Linked DNA regions of Mus musculus: regions 1 and 3 are each linked to region 2. Evidence: chromatin loops called from intact Hi-C (ENCODE). Cell type or tissue: heart. All regions are shown on one strand.

The links. Peaks named below come from ENCODE experiments on the same cell type or tissue, not always from the same donor. Only the 100,000 strongest peaks of a DNase experiment are listed, where the experiment ranks them.
Region 1: a loop joins it to region 2, with 8 times the contacts of the local background. A loop is called at or near these places in 4 of 42 quality-filtered maps.
Region 3: it touches region 2 in a loop (2.7-fold over the local background); 3 of 42 quality-filtered maps call a loop at or near these places.

Annotation. Positions count from the first base shown.
Region 1 is chr14:62,552,360-62,560,359 of GRCm38, reverse strand. Fam124a (family with sequence similarity 124, member A) reads right to left here and starts at 4,623. Exons shown (of 4, transcript NM_001243857.1): 1 at 4,446-4,623. The coding sequence starts at 4,507. In heart, CTCF peaks have their summits at 4,410 and 4,623 (motif pointing left); DNase peaks (open chromatin) are centred at 3,719 and 4,739; H3K4me3 peaks cover 1,882 bases; H3K27ac peaks cover 964 bases; H3K27me3 peaks cover 2,273 bases.
Region 2 is chr14:62,755,882-62,763,881 of GRCm38, reverse strand. Ints6 (integrator complex subunit 6) reads left to right here and starts at 2,770. Exons shown (of 19, transcript NM_008715.2): 1 at 2,770-3,334; 2 at 3,639-3,716; 3 at 4,532-4,681. The coding sequence starts at 3,224. It overlaps 4931440J10Rik (RIKEN cDNA 4931440J10 gene), which reads right to left and starts at 3,381. Exons shown (of 7, transcript NR_045503.1): 1 at 3,296-3,381. In heart, CTCF peaks have their summits at 3,947 and 4,200; DNase peaks (open chromatin) are centred at 2,641, 3,211, 3,941 and 4,001; H3K4me3 peaks cover 3,618 bases; H3K27ac peaks cover 4,039 bases.
Region 3 is chr14:62,635,139-62,643,138 of GRCm38, reverse strand. All of the region lies in intron 1 of Gm52153 (a long non-coding RNA gene), which reads right to left. Among named protein-coding and RNA genes, the nearest start is that of Gm23816, 4.0 kb to the right of the region's middle. In heart, a CTCF peak has its summit at 3,851 (motif pointing left); a DNase peak (open chromatin) is centred at 3,898.

The sequences.
Region 1 (8,000 bases), 200 kb after region 2:
ATACTAGACATGACAGGGTAGAGGCTATGTCTTGAAGACTCACTGAAGACAGTCATTGCTGGCACTGGCTTTTATTTGTATTTTCGAGGAACTGCCTGTCCCTCTGTGAAGAAATTCCGTGTCATAAGCTACTTTGCCAATGTTATCAATGGCTTGCTAGTTTCTCCTAACAGCAGACAGAAGCACAGGCTCATTTTCCAGTACAGCTTCCAAATGACATCTATTGTCACAGAATACTAGTCTGCCCTTTAGTCTTGGCCCATGTTAGGAAGGTAGGTCTGAAAAGGCAGCATTTCCTCCAAACGAAAATAAGGACTGTTTACAGATAAAATGGTTCCTTGAGAGTTGAGGTTACTAGGTGAGAAGCATGCTGAAGACTTGGGTTGCAGGACAATGGGCTGCAGGACATTAGGCCACGGACCCCTTGAGATTCTGCATCCTATTTGTACTATAATAGCAATGACAACTCCCAGCTGTGGCTGGATGTTCTGAATGACGCTCAGCTTCCTTAAACTGTCTAGAAACGTCTGAGTGTCTACTCTGTTGGATATAAATAGTGCAAGGAGCTTGGTGTAGGGGCACATGCCCATAATCCCAGCACTTGGGAGGCTAAGGCAGGGGTATTCGCAACTGGGGACCTCCTCAGCTACATAGTAAGATTGTCTCAAAACAAAACAAAAGGAGAGCCTGTGGTTATGATGTCACCATTGTTATCTTATAAAACTCTTAAGTTTGCCATCGGAGAGTTCTTTGTCATAACAATATGATGAGAAATGAGCCCCAGGGGCTCAGGTTGACTGATGCCAGGCACCAGTCCAGAAGCTTTAAATGAGCACACTCATTTAATCTTTACAGCAACGATTTCAGAGATATTATTATCTTCACTGTATGGAGCAGGGAGCCGAAGGTAGAGAGAGAGAGGAAGTGATTGGCTCACGGTTTCACACTTCCTAAGTGGAACCGGGACTAGAACATAAGCAGGCTGACTCTAACTTCCAAAATGACCAGCCCAGCCTGTTCACTACCAGTGGGACCCACAGTGTTTCTTAGAACCATCTCTCTGATCACACAGAAAGAAAATCAACCCAAGCGATATCCCAGAGTCCTTTGTTTTGTGTTCTTCTCTGCACATACACCCTTCTTCCAATCTGTGGGGAGCACAAGTAGCCTGGAACTCTGTCTGATCCTAGGTACCGGAGCTGCAGGGAAAGAAGCAGCAAGTCGCCCCTTGCCTCCTAGTGAGAGCCCACTCAATACTGCCCATCCAACCTAGGTCAGAGCTCCAGTCTGTGCTCTGTATTTACAGAGTGGAGGCCCCATCTGCTCTTTCCTCTGTCCCTCTTCTACCCAAAGCTGGTCCGTCCATCCATGTGTGGTCTGAAATCTACCTCCTCAGAATGCGAATATCATGTACAGTCATGTCTTCTCCTGCGTCTTTATTGTTCCCTTGATGTAGAACCCTTTCTCTGGAGAGGGATTGTTTCATCTGAGCCCTGACTAGGGACTTTACCTCATTTACCCCTCTGGAGAATTTTCCAGAAAATGCCTCAGCATTCATCTTTTCCTTACAGTATGATCTCTCTCTCTCTCTCTCTCTCTCTCTCTCTCTCTCTCTCTCTCTCTCTCTCTCTCTCTCTCTCCCTGCCTCTCACCACCGCTCCACTCCCAAAACCTCACTTCAGGATCTCCATTTATAAAATGGCACTTCACAGTCTTTATCTTACTGAGAGTCTCAGTTGGTCATTATTGATATTTGTTTCTCCCAAACTTAACCCTCTCTTGGTCCCAGGACAGCCTGCTCCTTCTTCTTGGGCTCTGTCATCAGTTTCTTTGCCTTTGCTGACATTTCAATGCAAGGGCTTCTCAAAGCTGAGCTGGCTAAGGACTCAGAGAGCCAAGGAAGCATGTGGATGCTTAGAAAGACAGAGTACTGTGGGTGCTAGGTAAATGTTCGCTGTGACCTTCAGCTGAGTTCATCTCTCCCAGGACTTCAAAGGCAGTTCCAAAGAGACTGTCATGTTAGACCTCCACACTGAAATCCAGAGATACCAGTGGCTGATTGCCCATCTTCAGACTGCATCTGCTGACACTGAAACATCCCACATCCTCCCCCTTAGAAAGGATCATGTGCTAGTTTGAGAGCCTAATTAATGCTTTTCTTCTCATAAACCTTTACCAAGTCAATTATTTTGTATATGTCTTGAAGTCATTTGTGGACCCCAGATTAAGGACACCCATCCTAGTGGATAGGCCACTTGAGCTGGGTTTTGAGAGAGGGAGTAGAATTTCCCCTGATAGCTAGGCATGCCAGGCAGAAGGGCAGAGCTGGCAGAAAGTAAGGCATCAGAAAAGCCTGCCAGGATGGCAAGGTCAGAGAGCAAAGAAACACCTGAGGAGAAGTGGCCAGCGGAGAGGAACTAACAACCCAAGGCTACATCCCATTCCTGCCATTGATAGACAAAAGAGCTGTAAACACTGGGAAGGGAGAGGGACATACTGAGGAAATCCTGGCATGGGCTGCATGCCTGTAAACCCAGTATTTGGGAAGGGAGGCAGGAAGATCAGGGCTTAAGGCTGTCATCAGCTACTTAGTGATTTCAAGTTCAACCTGGAATGCATGAGACCTGGTTTCCAACAACACAACAACAGCAACAACAACAACAACAACAACAACAACAACAACAAGTAGCAAACATTCAGTGAGTGAGCTTTATGTGCTCTATATTCAGCTTGGAGAAAAGAGAGAGGGAAAACAGCAGAAAGAAAGAACGAGCCAACTATTAACAGCACTCTTGATAGCGAAACCAAAATTCAAACTACACAGAGGTCAACAGCAAACACAAGGTTAATGGTCACAAGTTGAAACTTCTGTGTAAAATAATATCATCTTACATATTAATTTACGTTTTCTAGTGGCATAATAAGAGTTCTTTGAACAATGTCCTGTTACAGCAACACTCTTTAATGACAAGTAGGAACTAGAAGCACGGGTGTCCCCATATTAACTAGCTCATCCCAAGTGTCCTGGTAGTCATACTAGTCTGGCTTTTAGGGTGAAGACACCCCTCAAAGACAGCGCTACTTCCTCTTCTCCAAGGCAAGACCCTTGGGCAAACATCTGCTTTAGGTAAGCCCTTCAAGTTGAAAATTAGTGGGACAGTGACTGCTTCATGCCAACTATAACACAGCAGGCAATATTTGCTTTGTTTCTTCTATTCATGGTTCAACTAACCATGGGGGAGGGGAGAAGAGCCAAAGATGGTCAACTAAAGTTGATACATAATGGCAGTGTGAGTTAGTGAAAGAATCCTTGTCTATTGTACTTAGGTTGGAACTCCAGCACCAAAATATCAGGAAATAAACTAAGTTGACAACTGTACACCAACAGAATTGAAGCAAAAGCAATGGTGGGCAGGGGTGGGGACATCAAATCAAGTTACTCCTCTGTCACGGTTACCATGGTTGGGTAACAAGAGAAAGCCTGCTGTGTAGGGAAGAATGACAGTCCAGATTTAGGGTTGGGCTGGTGGAGAAGGCTGCAAGGAGGGGTGGGGTTGGGAGGCAGGACGAGCTTGAGGGACGCTTTCGTGGGTTAGGTCAGAACATAGGTCCATTCTGGAACTGGCCTCCCTCCCTGTTCTCAGTAGATTGCCAAATCCTAATATTAGTTTGAAACCTCTCCACCTTCCAGGAATTCCGAGGTCTTCTGTAGCCTGGGTAGCCCCTGACCTCTAGCAGGACTTCTCTAGATAGGAAAAGACACACGTTCCTACTGGGGTAGCACTTGTATCCTGGCTGTGGTGCTGACTGTGCACAGGAAAATCCTCTAGATATGGGCTGGGTGGAGACCATCACGGGACATTGGTTTCTGAAAATGCATTCCGTCTTTTGTCCTACTCAGGAAAACTGCTGTTGGGAGAGGACTAATTAGCCTCCAAAGGTTGGAGCTAATTACTGAGTCCATTGAAGCACACAAGACCCCATCACAGCATCCTGTGGGTACTCCAGGCTGGCGGGGTGGAGAGGCCGCTCAGCAGCACAGTATAAGTGAGATATGAAGTCCTCCTAGCCGGCTTCGGAGTCTTTTTCCTGTGCTGGTGTCCCACCCTCTCCACCTGCTTTCCTCCTCAGCAGCCTGGGGCTCCAAAGCTATCAGAGTTGCCTGGCTGGAACAAGTGCAGGCGCATCTCTAGGTGAAGGGGGATAGTGGCTGAACCTGGCACCGTGGGGCCACAGGGCTGCGAGGAACGACGCTGAACCTCGGGTCCCATCACCTAGCAGCCCGGGGTGGGGTTCTTCTCGCCCCTTCCCACCCTGACCCAGGCAACCACAGACCATGCCGCTGGCTCGCAGATACTGCACCCCAACCCCAGGACTGCCTCCCCAGCTCGGGCTCCCGAGCGCAAGTACTGAGCTCCCGCCCCGCCCGGCTGGGCTCAGCTCACCCTCCGGTCTCGGCGCCAGAGTCCACGCAGTCCTCTTCCTCACCGCCCGCCTTCGGGTTCATGGCGCGCGTGCCGTCCGCGCTCCCTCGGCCCCGGGGACCCTCCGAGAGCCTCGTCTCCGGCCTCCGCAACAACCCGGCCCCGCGAGGAAGCCGCTCGCCGCGCCCTCTCGCGGCCGCGCCCTCCCCGCCCTCCGCTCGGCGCTGCGCGGGCGCGCCGGGTGCCACCAGGCGAGGATCCGAGCGGGTGCACGGGATGCGCGCGTGTGCACGAGCGCGAGCGTGAGTGCGGGAGGTGCCGGGGGATGGACTCTCTCCATGAGCGAGGAGTGCAGTGGGCGTGGAGTGCAGTGGGCGTGCAGTATTTATCTTGCAACCCGCCTGGTGCATGCCAGCGCTGTGCGTTCTATAGTGACTGGTGCGGGCCCCATGTATGGAGTCTAGTAGCAAAGCTGCCCTCCCCTGGGTCCACAGTAAAGAGTCTGGAGTCCCCGGGCTTGCCCAGAGATTTTTTTCAGCCCCATTCTGCGAGCAGTACTGGGAAACACCCACCAGCGCAACCAGGGCAGAGTGTGATATCGCCATTTGAGGACCAGTTAAAACACGTGGGTGTTTCTCAGAACTGCAGACGTTGAATTCATTATCGCCTTGCTCACTGACCCAACTTGCTAGAGAATGTATTCTTTTGTTATCTATCTTAAAATAACACGAAGAGTCCTGGGTGTGCTTCCATTCAAAGGGGTCTGGCAGCAAGAGGGTGATGGACATTGACGTTGTTAAACCCAGCCATCCCTTAGGATGGGTTAATAATTGAAGTAGCAGGAAGTCATTTTTCCACTCTAGCCAGTGAGGCAACTTGGGAGCGGCGGCGGTGGTGGGGTAAGAACAACTTAGACTTAATTCTGGTGGTGTTGTCATTAGAAGCAGTGGAAGGCACTTAAGTGTATGTCGTATTCGCTTTTGTAGGGTAGTGCTGAAGACGCAACCTTGAGCATGTTCTGCCAACCAGCTATGACCCTGTCATCTTTTCTTTTCAGACAAGTTATTTAACCTCCTGGAGCCTTAATTTTTTCGCATATTGGGCTACTGCTATCTTCTCTGTCTGTTGTGAGTTACAAGAGATCACGTCTGTGATCGTCCCTGAACCTCCATTTTGAGTTACAAGAGATCATGTCTGTAAAACAGTTTGCGTGTGAGTTCTGCTACATGCCAAGTACTGGTTACGGGAGCTGTCAGTGTCCCAGGTGAAGGCTAGCTACCTGCATGCCCTCTCAACTGGCACAGCGGTGTCACTTCTGTGTGACAAGCTGTGAAGAACAATCCTCTTCCTTCCTTCCTTCCTTCCTTCCTTCCTTCCTTCCTTCCTTCCTTCCTTCCTTCCTTCCCTCCCTCCCTCCCTCCCTCCCTCCCTCCCTCCCTCTCTCTCTCTCTCTCCCTCTCTCTCTCCTGCTCTTCCCACTTTACATATTTGTCATTGCTTTCGGACTCTAATTTTAAACACATTACACAAAAGAGAAGGGCAGTAGACAAAAGCAGAGTAGAAATGCAGTATCGATCAGGAAAAAAAAATATCGGTAAGTGTGCCTATGCCAAATCTGAATAGCCTTCCCTAAACCTTAAATTCTTTCCCCCAAACAAGCAAAAATGGATGTGTTATATTCAGTTTGGTGCTCATTAGCTTAAACAAAGGAATAGTTCTTTAAGGAAGATTTAAGCCGATTTACCGTGTTGTGGTTTTGAATCTAAAAACGTCATCTGAAGCTTGGTGGGCAGCTGGTAGGCTTTTTGGGAAGTTGATTGGATCAGAAAGGTGCTACCCTCATCAATGGATCAATCCCTGGATGAATTCATAGTTAATTGGACTATTAGACAGTGTGTGCATGTGTGTGGCATGTGTAGCTGGAGGAAGTAGGTCACTGGGGACTTATCCTGTCCCCGCTGGGTAGAACCTCTGCCCTAACACACCCTGTGTGGCATGAGGCCAAAAGCCTTGGAGGTGAGCAGCCACGAACTGAAAATTCTCAACCTGTGAGCGAATCACCTGTTAAGTCTTTCCTCTATTCCCCCCCCCCCCAATAAAGAATCAAAATGCATCTGCTAACATTAAACAGAACCTCAGAGGCGCCAAACACATTGATCTCACTTTAAGGAATGTTGGTTTAATTTGGCCGAGGGAAAGAAAGCCCACAGTTGAATTTTCCACGTGTGCCTCATGTCTTCTGTGTGTTTGTAGTTTGTGGTGGCCGGCCAGCCTGTCTCTTGTGTGTCTGTGCCTGACACTTATGATTTGTGCCTGTCCCTAACAAAGGTTTTTGCTCTGTGCTTACTGAGCAGCACCTAGAGCTTGGCATTGGGAAAGGGATGAAGGATGTCAGACATCTTTAACAGCATTTTACCAGGAAAGAAGTCATCTTATTGACCCAGAAAAGCAAACAGCACAAAAGCAAGCACGTTATCAGACGATATCCATGGGTTGCTTCCAACATTTGTGTGAGATGTTTGCCACATAAGGTTGGTTTCAGATCATATTAGTTGGGTTTCTCTTATGGAACAGAGCAGATGGAATGAATATATGTATTTGAAAGAGGATTCATTAAGGTGGCTTGAGGGAGTTAGCTGTGTCCTCACAGAAAGGTGGAAAATCCAGTAGGTATTGAGTCCATGAGACTGTGTCTCAGAGTCTCAGCCTGATTCTAGAGCCGGGGGTGGGGGAGGTGGGGGGGGTAGTGGGAGGGGGAGGGGGAGAGGGAGAGAGAATGCTAGCTAGCTCTGAGTCAGGGGCATAAAAGAATACATAACCTAAAATTAAAGCTATGCATTAGCTTACGGTGTAAAAGCTGATTAAACGAGAAATCTAAGGCAAGTGAGGTTGGTTACGTTGTTCTCTTAAAGACAAGTTAATGTAAGTAGGCTGAGTATGTAATAGGGTAGCACATTGAGTACATAGTCTTAAAATGATCTCAGCGGGTTATTTTTGACTTTGCTCTGAGGCCTGCCAAAAGTTCAGTCTCATTGGGGTCAAGGGGCATTTAAAAAAATGTGTCACTGCATCAAAGTAACTTTTATTTTTAAATTTATTTATTTATGTTTGTGTGTGTGTGTGTGTGTGTGTGTGTGTATACATGAACACATTCACATGTGTGGAGGTCAGAGGTCAACTTTCAGAAGTTGCTCTCAGTCTTTTACCATGAGGGATTTGGGCTCGAACTCAAGTCGTTGGGCTTGGTGGCAAGCACCTTCACCTCTGATCCATCTCAGGAGTCCTTCTCCTTTGAAGTCGATTCCCTTTGATATTTGTCACAGAAACATGAAGTGATCGACATAGAAAGTTGATGCCCAGATGTGAGGTTGCTGCTGTGACTGGAGCTACCCATGGGGTCAAGAGCATTTCAAACTGGCTTATGGGGAGAAGCTGGGGGCATTTAGAGAAGCAGGCGAGAAAGAAGGACGCTGTAAGAAGCTTGGTGCGTGGTCCCTGTGGAGGTCAGAGGGCCACAGCGCTGATAGCAATGCAAATCTGAGGGCTGCGCTCACAAGGGTCCCGGATTATGCTATG
Region 2 (8,000 bases):
GCACGTGATATATGTGATGTACAACATCAAGCATGTGGAATCAGAGGATAATTGTGTGGATAATTGTGTTGTCTCTCCTTCTAAGTGGGTTTCAGGGATCAAACTCAGGTCTCCAGGAGACAAGCGCTCTTATCCTCCTTGCTCTCCCCTACCCTAACTGCACTGGACCTTCTTCCTCTTGGTATGGACACTCGGTGCATTATGTTTTAAGGCTCTATAGGCAATGCTAATGCATGAGTCCCAGCTAAGAACTGCTCTTACATCATCGCCAACCAAGCAAACCAGTCACTTCAGAGTAAGTGTAGCCCATTTCTGTCTAGGGCTGATTGTCAATGTCTCCTGGTTTCTGACTTGTATCTGCTGTATAAATACATATACAGACATAGACATATATATCCTATTTCCTGTTCAACTTAATGGCCTTGTCATATAGAACTTCTGAGCTTTCTGGCTGAAAATCTGATCTTTGGTCTTCAGTGCTATCACAAGCATGGGTTCTGGTTATTTGCTCCAGGTGAGTTCTCAAGATTTGTCTCTCCTGATCTTTGCATTTAACCTGCAACTTCACCACACATGTCCATAACAACCCTAGATGACAACCTGCCAACACCACTGATTCAGGGAATAACTGCCATGGTTTAATTGGAAAATGATCTCAAATAACTGTAAAAGATATATTAATTATGGGAGTATGTTATATCATCAGACTCATCTGATTTCCTTCAAACATGGTTTTGGTTTAGCCTCCCTCCTCGCCATCAGAACTAACCTAATATGGAGGAGGAAATTTCTTTCTCTGGACTAAAGGCATTCTGCTATCTGGGCCTGATAACCTTGCTGGCTGGTACCTCTGCCTAGCTGTGACTATCAGCAAAGCTTTCTTCACATTTTTAGTGCCCTGATTTTTCTCTTCTCTTTTTTCTTTTCACTAGCAGCTGCTGTTGCTTCTTTAACTCATATTGGGCTCATACTATTCCACAATACACAGGAAGTAGACATTATTATGGCCTGTTTTCAGACAGGCAGGACTCACACACATTTGAGAGGCCATGGCCAGAAGGGAGACGAATTCTCTGAAAATTATGCACTAACACGGAAAGAAAAATGTCAGAGCTGCAAAAACAACTCTGTATTGTCACTGATCTCTTATTAGGATCTTCTTGAGATCTGAAGTCTTAAGCAACAAACACAAACCTTGGAAACTATTCCTATCACCCTCCATTTAAGGGATTGTTTTTTTCTTCCCGAATTACAATAATCATTTTCTGATTTTCAACGTTTTTATATTTTCTTCGAATACTGCAAACTCTTTGAAGACAGGGACCACAATTCATATATTAATTTCTACCAGCCCCAGGCATAACTAGCCTGCAGCACATCCTGGTTGTTATTTAATCAGTTAATAGTCTTACTCTCTAATAAACTCATGCCTGTACTATGGTTTATTCCCATAGAACAGTATGCTACTATTTACTGATAATAAGTTAAACAACGTTCTGAGGCTTTTGTTTTTGAAATATTAGGAAAAGCCCAAACAACAAAGCCTGATTTTAAAAAAGCGCCACAAGCATGTCACTACAGATGCCCAGCAGGCCAGAATTTCAGCAGAGAAAATCCGGAAATGCAGGGCCAGTGGGAGAAGCCCTACAAATACCGACTCTTAAAAGGCCTCAATGTTCCGAATTCAACTCATATTTCAGGCAGCGGGTCTTGCAGTTTCCCAACTACATTTGAGAACAATTCTCCGGACTTGCAGGTGCAGACTGAAGACTTAATATGACAGGGGTTGAGAATGTTTTCCGACACAACACTGGCAAAGACTTGAGAGGCGGGTTTCCCAGGAACCTATCTATTCTCTGGGTCACCTGCGCAACGTGGTCATCCCTTTTCACTTTTAAAACGAGGGCAGTGGATTAGGATTTGGAAGGCCCCCCTTTCATTTCTTAATCTAGTCTAGTGCCTTAACACGATTTGAAGAGAGAACTAGGTTGGAGAGGACAGTTGCTTTACTAGTCCACATCTGAGTTCCGCTTCGGGTTTGCAGGGTTGGGTGAGGCACTCCAGGGCTGGCTTCCTTTTCGGTGGATCCTCTGACCGGCTAGAGCCGGAGCCGAAAGACCGGCGGGGATTAATACCAGGTCATAAACAACCTCTCACTTCCCCTCCCCCGCCCCCTCCGGGCCGCCCCAAGGCCCGGCCTGCTGCAGCCGCGTGGGCCTGCGCGCTCCCGTATTCTTCGTCCGTTCACCCTTCTTGGCCCTGCGTTCTCAAATCGCGACGCAGGGCCCTCACCCACAGGTTGGGGGCGGCTTCCACTTCCCTTCTCCCGACCCTGTCACCGCGCACAGCCAAAAGGCCGGCCGCCTTGACACACACGCCTAGGGCCGCTGCCCGCCCTCCGCGCGCCGACGCAGTCCCCGCCCCAACCCGCGGTGCTTCCGCGGCCTGTCCCCGCCCCTTCCCGAAGCCCGCCTCCCGGCTGCGGGCTTCGGGCCGCCCGCCGCCCCTTGCGCGCTGGCTCTAGCGTGCACCCGCTGCCCCGCCTCCGCGCGTGCTCAATAACTGTCCTCTCGGTCGGCCTGCAGGCTTCCCCCGCCCCTGAGCTGTTTGAATATGCTAATGAGGCTGTAAGGACCAGCCAATAGGGCAGTGGGCCTGTGGATCACATGACCCGAGTACGTGTCAGGGGCGGAGCCTACGTAGCCCCTGCCCGAGTTAAAACCGGAGTGTGAGAGAGAAAAGCGCTTCAGTAGCGAGAGGGGCTGAGAAAGTGGTGACACCGCTGGGGTGCGGAGGGAGTCTCTCAAACTTCTCTCAACAGCCCCAGGGCCAATCTCCCCTCAGCCCACTCCCCTCTTCGCCAGATCCCTGGTCCCCACTCCCTGCACTGGGGGTGGGGTGGGGAACTGGGCCCGTCTCCCGCGGGGACACACACAGGGTCCGGGAGTGGGGACGGGACCCCCAGGCCGGGGGGGACGGACGGACAGACGGCCGCGCGGCCGCCCCAGCGGGCAGGCAGGCCGGAGGCGGGGGTACGGCCGGGAGGACCTGGGCTGGGGAGTTTCCTCTCAACTATCGGGGGAGAAACTCCCCATAGCTGGTGTTTTCCTCCCGGGGGCCGCGTTCCCCGCCCCGCGTATCGGCGGTTGCCGCCGCCGCCGCCGGTGCTTCCACCTCTGCCATCTCTTCACCACCTCGGGCCCCGGTGTCCCCGGCCAGCACTATGCCCATCTTACTGTTCCTGATAGACACGTCTGCCTCTATGAACCAGCGCAGCCATCTGGGCACCACCTACCTGGACACGGCCAAAGGCGCGGTAGAGACCTTCATGAAGGTACCGACTAACCCAGCCCCGGTGGTGACCCGGACCCGGTGGCCCGCGGGGGGCAGGGCGGGGGGCAGCGGGTTTACTGCGGGCTCCGCGGGCGCGGGGACCCCTCCCCCACCGCGCGGGCGGGCGGGCGCTGGGAGCGGGCTCTGCTGGGCCTGGCCCATGTGGGGCTGCTGTGGGTGCGGGGGGCGGCGGAGGGACGGCCCTGCGTGTGCGGTACTGTGGGGGCGGCCAGCGACCCTTCTGCGACTGGTAACCTCGCCTCTGTGTTTCCCTCTCTCCCGCCCGTCCCCACCCTGGCCCGCAGCTCCGTGCCCGGGACCCTGCCAGCAGAGGAGACAGGTATATGCTGGTCACTTTCGAAGAGCCGCCCTATGCTATCAAGGTAACAGCCCTCGCCCTCCCCCTCCCTTCCCTGATCCTGCCTAGCTCGCCCTCCCCGCCCCCTCTTCATTATGCTCCCCTCCCCCACGGCCGCTCCCGCCTCCAGGTCCCTTCCCCGCGGCCTCCCACCCCTCCCCAGCCCGGGAGCGTCAGCGAGGTGGCAGTTTCTGGCCCACCGCCGTCCCCTCCGGGTCCTGCTCGGCCTGGCGGCGGAGGCGCTACGATCAACATGGCCGACATTTCCCCTCCGCGGCGTGAGCGGCAGCAATGAACTGTGGGGGATATTTATTCAAGTTAGCCCGAGTGACAGCGGGGCCCAGCCTTGCCTAGCCCGGGTTTGCATTAAAAGGGAATCAGCCAAAGCTGGCAGGGAAGCCTGGAGGGGGGCTTCGAGACTTGGTCATCACAGAGTGGAACTAGGAAGGCCACCGATCGGTGGGACAGCTGTGGTCAACTTAAGAAGTCCTGCTGCCATCTGCCTCCCACTAGCACCGTCGCAACACCCGTCCCTTGCACACAATTTGGAGGATGTTATGTTAGCAAATTTCCCAGTGAAGTTATTAAAGTATTAAGACGGTTGTTAACTTAACAAAAGGTGTAGGGCAAGCAGGTTCATTCTTGGCCACCTTTGGAAGAGTTTCCTCACCAGAGACAACAGTTATAACACATTCCCCAAGCCATATCAAGCAAAAGTGAAGTTAAATATGCAAACCTGAAATGGAATACCTACTTGGTGGACATCACATTGTAATCGGTGTCCATGTGTGTACATGACTTCAAATGATAAAAAAAAAAATCTTACATCTTTCTTTTCAGGCTGGATGGAAAGAAAACCATGCAACGTTTATGAATGAACTGAAAAACCTTCAGGCAGAAGGACTTACGACTCTTGGCCAATCCCTAAGGACAGCTTTTGATTTGTTAAATTTAAATAGATTAGTAACTGGCATAGACAACTATGGGCAGGTAGGTTGAATACTAAGGTAGAAAAGAGTTGTTTTTATTTTTGTGTACAAAACCACAATCCAGTCCAAAAGTATGTAACATGGAATGCAAGTATAAAACATTGGAGGTTGAACAACAGTGCACACCGTTCAAAACATCTAAGGTATTATGGCCGCATATCCCCCACGCCCCTTTAAATGTATTTGCATTCAGAATTCAAATCTGAATTCTTGGCTAGAAAGTTGACACACATTTGGTTTCAGTCCCTCAGAGTTCATAAAAAAGACATAAAAGGGAAGGTGTCCTGCCTCAATGTATCAGTCTGAGTTTCCTGTAGGCACATATGCAACCATTGAATGGGCCACAGCCATTAGCTGACTTCGTAGTTGCTTCTATATTATAAAGATATTGGAAGAAATGATTTTTAGACAAGGGTTTAGCTTAACCTCGATTGTAAACTCAGGCAAGAGTTTTCAGTGGTGTGCAGTAACTGGTTGACTGCATTCAGTACGAAGCTTGAAATCAATGACAGATTCAGAAGTTCTAAAGTTTAAAAATTCTAAACCCTTGGGAAGATGTTTTCTGCAAAACATGAAAATTTGCCTGTCTTCCTGAAGCTCCCTAAGGTTGCTTTTTTCATCTGTGAGGATGGGACAAGAGCTTTAAGTCACAACAGTCATTGACCAATGTTACTAACTTAGGACATTGCTCTCCTAGAAATGCAAGATGCCAAAGGATATGCAGTGGTGTACACAAGGAATAATATTACACCCAAGGACTTCAGTACGCAAAGCACTATTACCATAATGCTATATTTAGGAATATATGTTATATACTTTTCCCAAGTTCCATAATGCACAGTTCTCGTGAATTTTGAACATTTTAAAGAATTTTTTTCTGTGACTTCAAGCTATATGCCTCACTTGGGGATAATTCTTAAACATCTTTAGAAATGATTGATTTTGGTCTTACAGCATTTAAAGTATGCATTACAAATCAGATTTCTCTGGAAATCATTTCCATCATTTAAATAGGTAATCATTTTAACGTACATTTTTGTTGTTGTTACTTTATAACTCTTTGCCACTTGTTGGTCAGTTTTTGTAAAAGCAGTTTTTTTCCTTTGTTGGCTATAATGCTACTGTCTTTATCATTTAACATTTTAATCCAAGGTTACTGAGTTCAAAGACACCTTTGAAACTTGCTATTTAGTTCCTTTATTTCGTTTGTCAGGTCGTGTGTTATAGAACTATCAATTTCCTGTTTTTCTGTGTCACATTTCATAAGAGAGAAGGACATTTGGATATGTCCACCTCTCATATTTTTAAAACGTGGCATAAAGTCCTTTAGGAGGATTGTTTGCCACGGAGAGATTTGAGGGCATTTGTATACTTTTGTAGGAAGTTTAAGGCTGCAGGGAGACCTGTGCTGTATCACTTTGACCAGAAGGAAGAAAGCCCTGGAGATTGTGATGCTCTCATTGCCAGGCAGCAAGGATGCTGCCTCTTAGTTACTGGAGTGAGTCAGCTAGGGTTCAAGAAGTGATAGTAATGCTTTTGCTTATATCCTGAACTAATAATGAAACTAGCATTAAAATAATTTAAGAAGCAATGATTTCTAAATAAATAGCAGTTTTTATTTGAGTAAAGTCTACCTTGAAGGAAACATGCTTCTGGATTTTTTTTCATCATAGAACCATTTTTGTTTATTTAAGTATTTGGTATTTCCCATTTATACAAAGATTATTAGAAGTTTGGATGGTTGAAATATTTAATACTAAATATCATTTGGATATTTGGAAAATAACTTGTAGGATGGGTTTATTCTGTAACCCTAGTATTTTTTTTTTATATATATAAGCATTTCATGCTGAATAGTAGGAATACTGGATATATTCTCAATAGTTGGAGAGAATGAGAGAAGGTGAATTAGCTGGAAACAGCATGTTCCTTTTATAGAGCATCTATACAGCTTAATATAGTTCCAAATCATTTTCTTAAATATGGGTTAACTGTACACATTTATATATTTACACCAGTAACCCTTTTTTGTAGACATACAGACACATAGGTGATTTCATATAATCAATAGCAAGAACACATATTTCTGTATTACATTTATTGCATTTATTTATTTATTTATTTATTTATTTTTCCCTTTTCCTCCCCTTCACTTTCACTCTGGCCCTGCTTGCTCTGCTGTATTACATTTATTAACTTAGTATTCTTTTTGAAAAATTATTTTATGTATATGAGTGCTCTGCTGCATGTACACCTGCATGCCAGAAGAGAGCATCAAAGAGAGCATTTATTAGATGGTTCTGAGTGGGTGCTGGAAATTGAACTCAGAACCTCTGGATGAACAGCCAGTGTTCCATAACTCCTGAGCCATCTCTGTAGCTCCCAACTTAGTATGCTTAATTAGATAGGATACTCAGAATTGTAAGGTTAAAAATAGCTGAGCAAAAAGGATTCTTGAATAATTTTCTCAAACACCTTGAATATTCCACTAACAATTGTTCTACCTATATAGCAGTCCTTTTAAATACTTGGTAGTTAGTACCATTTGCTGGTATTTTCTTTGATATCTCTAGCTATGTATCAGTGCTAGCCTCTAGTAATCCCTTCTTTTAAAAGTAGTACATGTTAACAGTTTCAGATTATGCTGAGTCTGAAAATAAGCTCAGGTTGATAAGATTAAGAATGTGGACAGATTGAACAGTTCTATTACATAAATTGGTGTTTTTATATTGTTCTGTGTTTTTTTTTAAAGATGTATTTATTTCATATATATGAGTACACCATTACTCTCTTCAGACACACCAGAAGAGGGGACATCGAATCCCATTACAGATGGTTGTGAGCCACCATGTGGTTGCTGGGAATTTACTCAGGACCTCGGTGCTTTTAACCGCTGAGCCATTTCTCCAGCCCTGTTCTGTGGGGTTTTTAAAATTTTTAAAAATTTTTTTATTTTTTACTTTTTTGGTTTTTAAGTTAGGTTTGCCTGCTGAATCTGAACCTGGCATCCTGATTTTTCTCAGTATCCTCACTCTGCCCCCATCCCCCAATATAATAGCATTGATTGGATTGTTTAGACTGGTGCATGACCTACTATGTATTTTAAAAAGAAAAATATTTAGTGCTTTGGGGATTTTAATGGGAGTAGATATCCCATTTGAAAATGATGACTTTGGTGTGAGATGTGTTGGATGATCCTGTTTGTTTTTTTCTGAGCTGGGCTCAGTGTGTAGCCATTGCTAGCTTGGAACTCACTGTGTAGATTGGCTGGTCTTGAAGTCAAAGAGATGTGCCTGCTCCTCCCTTGAGTGTTCGAGTTA
Region 3 (8,000 bases), 120 kb after region 2:
AAGAAGGTTGAGTGTTCAAGTGTCCTTCCCCCAGGAAAAACAACACGGGACCAGACCAGGACCCCTCTGGGTGATGAGCCTGGGAGGAGGTTATGTGTACGGCTCCTTTACCTGCACACTGGGGATTTGACCTCTATCTCCACTCTCATTAATATGGGTGGCCTATTGCTCTTATTAAAAGAAAAGGGGGATCTGTGAGGAGCCGCCCTCACATTTGCCATTATAAGATGGCACTGACAGCTGTGTTCTAAGTGGTAAACATAGTCTGCACACATGCAGGGGCAGTTTTCCCACCATGTGTTCTGCCTTTCCCGTGATGACAACTGGGCCGATGGGCTGCAGCCAATCAGGGAGTAATACATCCTAGGTGGAGGATAATTCTCCTTAAAAAGGGATGGGGTTTCGCCATTTGCTTGCTTGCTCTCTTGCACTCTGGCTCCTGAAGATGTAAGCAATAAAGCTTTGCCGCAGAAGATTCTGGTTTGTTGCGTCTTTCCTGGCCGGTCGTGAGAACGCGTCTAATAACAGGAAGGGAAGAACATCCTGTCACAGAGTATGAGCCAAGGCATTGTCACACTGCATGTGAGATGAATCTGGGTAAGTGGGCTGGGAAATAGTGTCACAGTCACAAGAGAGTATACAGCAGAAGCTGGCATGAAACTATTTGTGGTGCTCAGCAGGGACAGAAGCAAGGGCAGTAGGAACCCCAAGACAGAGTGCTTGGTTCTGCCTAGGAGGTAAGGGTCAGTCACCACCCAGAAGTTTATGAGAAGGATGGAGTGGGTGAGGGTGCGCTTCAGGGAGAGGACACCTCACATATTCTCAAGGGCATGTGTGCTTATGGGCTGATCAATTTTGACTGGTACAGTTGCAAAACTCCCCCATCACCTGACATAACCCACACAGGGTTGGACCCTGTACCTACATATTTATCACAGGTCCCAGATATCGGATGCTCAGCTTGCGGTGATGGGCAACACTTGGTCCATGCCTGCCTGTTAGTTTTTTTACTCTTTAGACTAGCATTTCTCAACCTGTGGGTCATGACCCATGCAGGGGGTGGGGGTGTCACATATCAAATATCCTGTGTCTCAGATATTTGCATTATGATTCATAACAGTAGAAAAATTATAGCTATGAAGTAGCGATGAAATATTTTTTATGGCTGGGGGACACTACAACGTGAGGGATTGTGTTAAAGGATCGCAGCACCAGGAAGACCGAGACCCCCTGCTTTATTTATTTATTTATTTATTTATTCATTCATTCATTCATTCATTCATTCATTCGAGACAGGGTTTCTCTGTGTAGCCCTGGCTGTCCTGGAACTCACTTTGTAGACCAGGCTGGTCTCAAACTTAGGAACCCGCCTGCCTCTGCCTCCCGAGTGCTGGGATTAAAGGCATGCGCCACCACGCCTGGCTGACCCCCTGCTTTAGACTAAAGCTGAGGAGCTCCCAGGCCAGATTTGGATGCCATGCCCTAGTTAGAGCTGAGCCCCAGAGGGGCGCGTCTGAGCTGACATTATGGCTCTTTGGGGGGCATGGTTCCCTTTTTGTAACCCCAGTTATTGAGCTCTGCAGAATTTTCCCAGATTGTCCTTCCAAAATAACCCCTCATATTTTGATATTAAGTAGACTTGGCATTATTTCTACCCAAAATTATAATATGCATTTAAGTCCAGTTCCCAATCCACCAGCTTAGACAATGGCTAGGTATGCTGGCTTTAGCATCCAGCAGGGCTGCTTGTTCCCAAGGTGTAATGCAAGCACACCCAGGCTGATATGGAGCATAGACAGAGAAGCAAAAAGAAGCCCCACTGGGCCTGATTCTGTCATAGTGCCCACCCTTCAGTGAGTGTGTGACAATATTACAAGACCTGCTCATCATGAATTCTAAAAATTCTTGTTCGTTAGGAGGCAATGACTTCCTCTTCCTTGGGATGTAGAAGAGCGCTAGAGCATCTCACATTCTGGGTGCCTTATACAGCTAATTAATTTCTGCATGAAGATTTTAGTTGCTTTCTCCATGCTATGAATGAAGTCCACATGATCTCCAGTCTGTTTCTATGGTTTCCTTCCTCTGTTCAGATACATTAATCGGCCTGTCAGTTTATTATGGATTTTGGTGCCTTTCTTCCCATTCAAATCTGAGTCCACATTAATTTAGTCTTCATTTCAACAGTGTTTAAAAATAGAACAAAACTGTTTTGACTAGCACACAATCAAGCGCTAGATGGTGAAGGGATGTCTCCCAGCAGTCTACACCTCCGTTGCCTTTTTCTTGTCATCTCTGAGATGTGGCTGTGTTCCCCTGCCTCAGAGCAAGGTGAGACAGCTGCGGTTTTCTCGGTGATTCTCCAGGTCAGCCAATCATCTCTGCCAAGCTCAAAAATGCACCTGCACTCCCAAGGGTGACCCCAGCAGACATGCCCTTCTGGAGGAAAGACGAGTGGTGCCATTTTTATTTGCGGTTGAAGAGCCTCATCCAAAGATGCTGGGATTGTCAGTCACACTTCTTCAAAAAGGCCAAGCTGTCAATCCAACTGCTGCTGCAGAGCATCCCCTGCAGTGTTGCTGGCAGGAGCTCTTGTTGGCTCAGGACACAGTGTGCTGCCAAGGTTAAGTACACGAGCCTTGGGGCCAGGCCTTGGGACAAGAGACAGGACTGGTCTCTCTTACTGGCTGAGAGGGCTGGAGCTACCTTTTTCCTGACTTCTATGAACCTCCCAGTTGCTTACCTATAAGACTAAGGGAACAAAGGTCTACCATTGCTGGGAGGTTCAGGGGAGACAACATCAATAGCCTCTGCCAATTTTCATAACTTTTGGTAACATTTGGGTCTTGAATGCCACCTAGACATCCAGAGTGATGCTACCAGTAGGTGGTATAATTTTTAGGAGATGGGGCTCTCTAAGAGGTATGTAGGTCATTAGGGTGTGCCCCTAAAGAGACCGTGGTCTCTTGTCCCCTCTTTCCTGCTCTTTAGCTTCCTAGCCATGAGGGGAGATGCTTGCTCTACAATGTGGCTGCTGTTACTGCCACCCTGCACTCTTATGGGAGGCCTGAAGGTGATGAAGGATTCTCCCCTTTCCCACCCCATCCCCCAGCAGAGCACAGGCTGGAGCCTCCTAAAGGAACCAAATGGACCAAAGAAACACTTACTCTCTATCAGTTGTTTATTTCAGAAAGTTTTGATGCTGACCAAAAGCCAGTACTCAACATTGGTGACATGCTAAAGCCAGTACCTGCCATTGGTGGCATGCTAAAGCCACTACCTGCACTGGTGACATGCTAAAGTCAGTTTCTGCCACTGGTGGCATGCTAACGCCAGTTCCTGCCACTGGTGACATGCACCCTGAGCCTAGAGTTGTGCTGCTTGTTGGCCCACACATCCCCATGTCTTCTGATTGTTTTGAGACAAAAAGGCTCGGGCAGTCTTCAAACTCAAGATTCTCCCGCCTCTGCCTTCTAAGTGTCGGGGTTTGGCCTGACTGATTTCTTATTTTTTAAAAAGCATATCTGCTACATGCTGGCTACTTTGTTAGACACTTTTTTTTTTCTGTACACGATTCAGTTTTATTTCCATAGCAACCCTACCAGAAGGCACTCCTACTTCTCTGAAGCGAATGAGGTCCTTGAGGCTCAGTAGTTGAGGCCAGGTCATGTGGCCCATCAAGGACGGGGTCAGACCTTGTTCTGGTCTCTGATTTTTGTCTTTTTTACAATTTTTGAAGACTGAAAACCTCATTGCCCTCAACTTTATAGTTTCGGTGTTGTGGGCAGGAAACCCCCTGTAGCCGTCTAACAGCATTGCAGAGTGGTGGCTCAAACAGCAGGAACATATCTCCCTCTTCTGGAGGCTGGAATCCCAGCCTGGAGGCTGGACTGCAGTGTTGGCAGGGCGTGTGTTCTCAGTGTACTTTGTTTAGCTGGCAAATGATGTCTTTTCCCTATGTCATATGGTCGTTTCTCAGCAAATGCCCAGTCTCTTCTAGTAAGACAGCGGTCATATTGGACTTGCCTCTCCTAATGCCCTGTTTTTAGGGTCTTTAGCTCTCTAAAAGCTTTCTCTGCCCATGAGGTTATATTCTGAGGTTCTGGGCATTAATTAGGGCTTCAGTAGACACATTGCTATATCAAAGAGAGCTTGTTATAAATACACCCACAATGAGTGTCACTGTGATTTGTCACATTTGATGGTGTCATAAGAACCTGTTTCTCATCACTGTTGGGTAGGCTATCAAGAAAAAGGTCTGTGCATGAACTTGATGTGGGCCCATTGTGACACTTGAGGTACTGAAGTATCATTTGGTGATAGACTGCGGAATATCAGGGAGGAGATATGTTAATGGTCGTATTAATTATTTATAGTCTGTATATACATATGAATACATGTATATGTATAGAATTTTTATTAGTATATGTAGGGACTAAGGTACACATATTTGTATCTAGAGAGTAAATATTATGACAAGAGCATGTATTTTGTATACATATATGCAGTGTGAGTGTATGAGTGTGTGTGTGGTATGTCTTTAGTGGCTGTAGCATGTATTATATTTTATCTATGCATATATGAATATGAGCACACAGTATACACGCGTATACAGTCTGTTTGTGGTAGCATCCACAGTGATTATGATACACTCCTTCGGCTGCTGGGGATGTCTTCCTTTCTGATCGTAACTCATCATTACTGTCTCGAGATGCTTTTGCCTCATTTCCAGCTGCATGCACTACAGCTTCCTTAGAGCATTTAAGCCACCGAGTTTACCTCATTTTGCAGTAATGACAGCCCCAGGAAACGCACAGATTGGATTAGCACACAGCACTGTTATTTCGGCACCCCAGGGAGCCACAGCTGTGACTCACAGCTGTGAAAAGCTGCTTCAGCCCCACTCACTTTCCTTAAATCAGCAATGACCTAAACAAATGAACCCGGATGCCCAGGGAATTCATCTGGAGACGGTGCTCTGGCAACTGGAGGCACACAGGACAGAATGAAAATTTAATAGCTGCCAACAGCTGAAGTAGCAAGCCTGAATTTATGGATTTGTCAAGTGTAGTCCTCCAGAGCTCAAATCCCTCCCAGAAACTGCCACACTGTTTAAATGGAAATGTGGTAGCGGTCCCAGGCTCCCTAACTTTCTCATGTCATGGAAATGTGTGCATCTGCTTCTCCTGTAACGTTTTCAAGGCAAAGCAGCTCAGTGTAGTACATTTTTAGAGCTCCTAACAGGAGTGAGATGCAATGTAGGATTCCTAAGGAATTCATTAACTAGCAGAAAAGATGTATGCTTCCAGCAGCCTGTGACAGGCATGGGGGAAGCTGGAAGGAAGGATGAGGTAGGCAGATGGGAAGGAGAGATTAACTCTGAGATGTGTGAATTCTGAGGGAACTATCAGTGAGACATTTCTCCCTGGAGAGAATATGGGATCTGGGTCCTCTCAGACTTTATTGCTTCCTTTGCTTGGAGTATATGCAGGGGTGGGGTGGGGTGGGGTGGGGGAGCCAAAGGAAGCGTGCTGATGTACTTGAGAGCAGTGGTAGTGCCAGTGAGGAGAGGAAGACCTTGTGAGGTAAGGCTCTGCAACGATGGGAAAAGAAAAGCAGCAGAGATGAGGAAGAGCAGGATTTCTGTCTTCTCAGAGGATTCGGATGGAACACAATACCTATGCTGAACACAGCATAGGCAGAGCCCAGTGCTGGAAACAAATCCTCACAGTGACACACTAGCAAATGGTAACTGGGGAAGAGCAAAAGGGTGTGAACACTTTTAGTTTGCCCAAGGGCACTTTGACAATTTTTTGACTGTTATTGATTACTTTTGTTCACTCTCTACTTTTTGGAAGCTTTAAAATAGATTAGAGTCTATCTATCTATCTATCTATCTATCTATCTATTATTTATCACCAATCTTCTCTTACTGATTGTGGCTCTTATTTGTTGGACAACATTTTAATGATCTTAAAATATTGCACTTAAAGCAGGAAGTGGTGGTACACACCTTTAATCTCAGCACTCAGGAGGCAGAGGCAGGCTGAGCTCTGTGAGTTTGAGACCAGCCTGGTTTACAAAGCATGTTCTGGGACAAGTAAGGCTACACAGGGAAACCCTGTCAAAAACAAAAACAAAAACAAAAACAAACCCAAAAAACCAAAAAAGCAAAACCAACAAACCAAAAAGTTGTATTTATCCTCAAAGCACTCTCGAGGCTGAAGCAGGATTGTGGATTAAAGGCTACACAGTGAGTTTTAGACCAGGCTGGACTCCATAGTGAGAACCCATCTATTTTGTGTGTGTGCTTTTTTTTAATTAGATATTTTCTTCATTTACATTTCAAATGCTATCCCCAAAGCCCCCTATATCACCCCCCCCCCCCGCCCTGTTCCCCAACCCACCCACTCCTGCTTCCTGGTCCTGGCATTCCCCTGTTCTGGGGCATATGATCTTCACAAGACCAAGGGTCTCTCCTCCCATTGATGGCCAACTAGGCCATCCTCTGCTACATATGCAACTAGAGACACAGCTCTGGTGGGGGGGTACTGGTTAGTTCATAATGTTGTTCCTCCTTAGGGTTGCAGACCCCTTTAGCTCCTTGGGTACTTTCTCTAGATCCTTCATAGGGGCCCTGTGTTCCATCCAATAGATGACTGTGAGCATCCTCTTCTGTATTTGCCAGGCACTGGCATAGCCTCACAAGAGACAGCTATATCAGGGTCCTGTCAGTAAAATCTTTCTGGCACATGCAATGAGATCCCATCTTTTAAAAACTGGATTTAGCTGTTAGTGACTTGCTCACAAAAAATAGTTAAAAATAAATGTACCTCATCTCCTGCATACATTTATGTGTCATAAAACTTTTGATTGCATGTGAAGCCTTCTTTACTTCATATGTTGTTACTATGTTCATTAAAAGACTTATTTTTCTTTATGCATGTCTGTGTATATGCCACATGTATGCTGCTGCCTAAGGAGGCCAGAAGAGGGTGTTGGATCCCCTGGAGCAGGAGTTACAGGTGGGTGAGTGACCTTATGTGGGTGATAAGAAAATAACTGTGATTCTGTGTTCTCTTACTGTGTGCATCTTTCTAGCTGCAATTATGGTCAATTGTTAATTTACTAGAACTTCCAGGGCCCAAACTGGAGCATCCTTGGCAACTCAAGATGGTTGACACTTTAGGAGATAATGCCTCTTGTAACAACCTGTTTGCAGGTGCCCCTCCTCCACTTCGGCTCATTTCACTGGAGACTCCAACTCTTGGTACCGACACAAGGTTGCTCTAGCTTTTAATACTCATCTCTCTAGATTATTATTTGTGTCACTGCAACCTATTTGCTGGATTCCTTCTTCCCACCACATCATGAGGACCCCACCTCTTGGTGTGGACAGAATCCCCTTAGTTCTTTCCTGAAGCCTCTCTCAGCTTTTTCTCCTAGCTTATCTCTCTTCCTTTCTTCCATTCACAGAAGCACTCTCTACCAGGCAGCCCAGAGCCACCACACATTCGTAAGTTCCAGTGAATCCAACAGAAACCAAGGAAGGGAATGCCTACCCAACAAAGACATGACCAGAAGTCATGTCAGATGCTTGGACCCCAGTGCAAAAACTCAAACATGAATAGTCAAGACGATATGCTGTACCAGAGCCCAATAACCCTGAGAAGTGCATTGTAGCTGAAACACAAGACAAGGACTTCAAAACAGCAGTTGTGAATATTTTCAAGGACTTTAACAGAATATATATAAATACCTTAACAAAGTTTGTGAAAATACTAACAGTGGGATGAAGTAATGGGAAAAGTTAAAAGAGTGAACGCAGAGATAAAAATCACCAAAAAATACCCAAACACAGATACAACCGGAAATGAAAACTTTAGGTAGTCCAACAAAACCTCAGATATAACCCTCACCAAAGCAGAAGACAAGGAAGAGAGCATCTAAGGTATTGAAGACAAGGTATGTGCTGATGAGTTTTATGTCAACTTGACACAAGT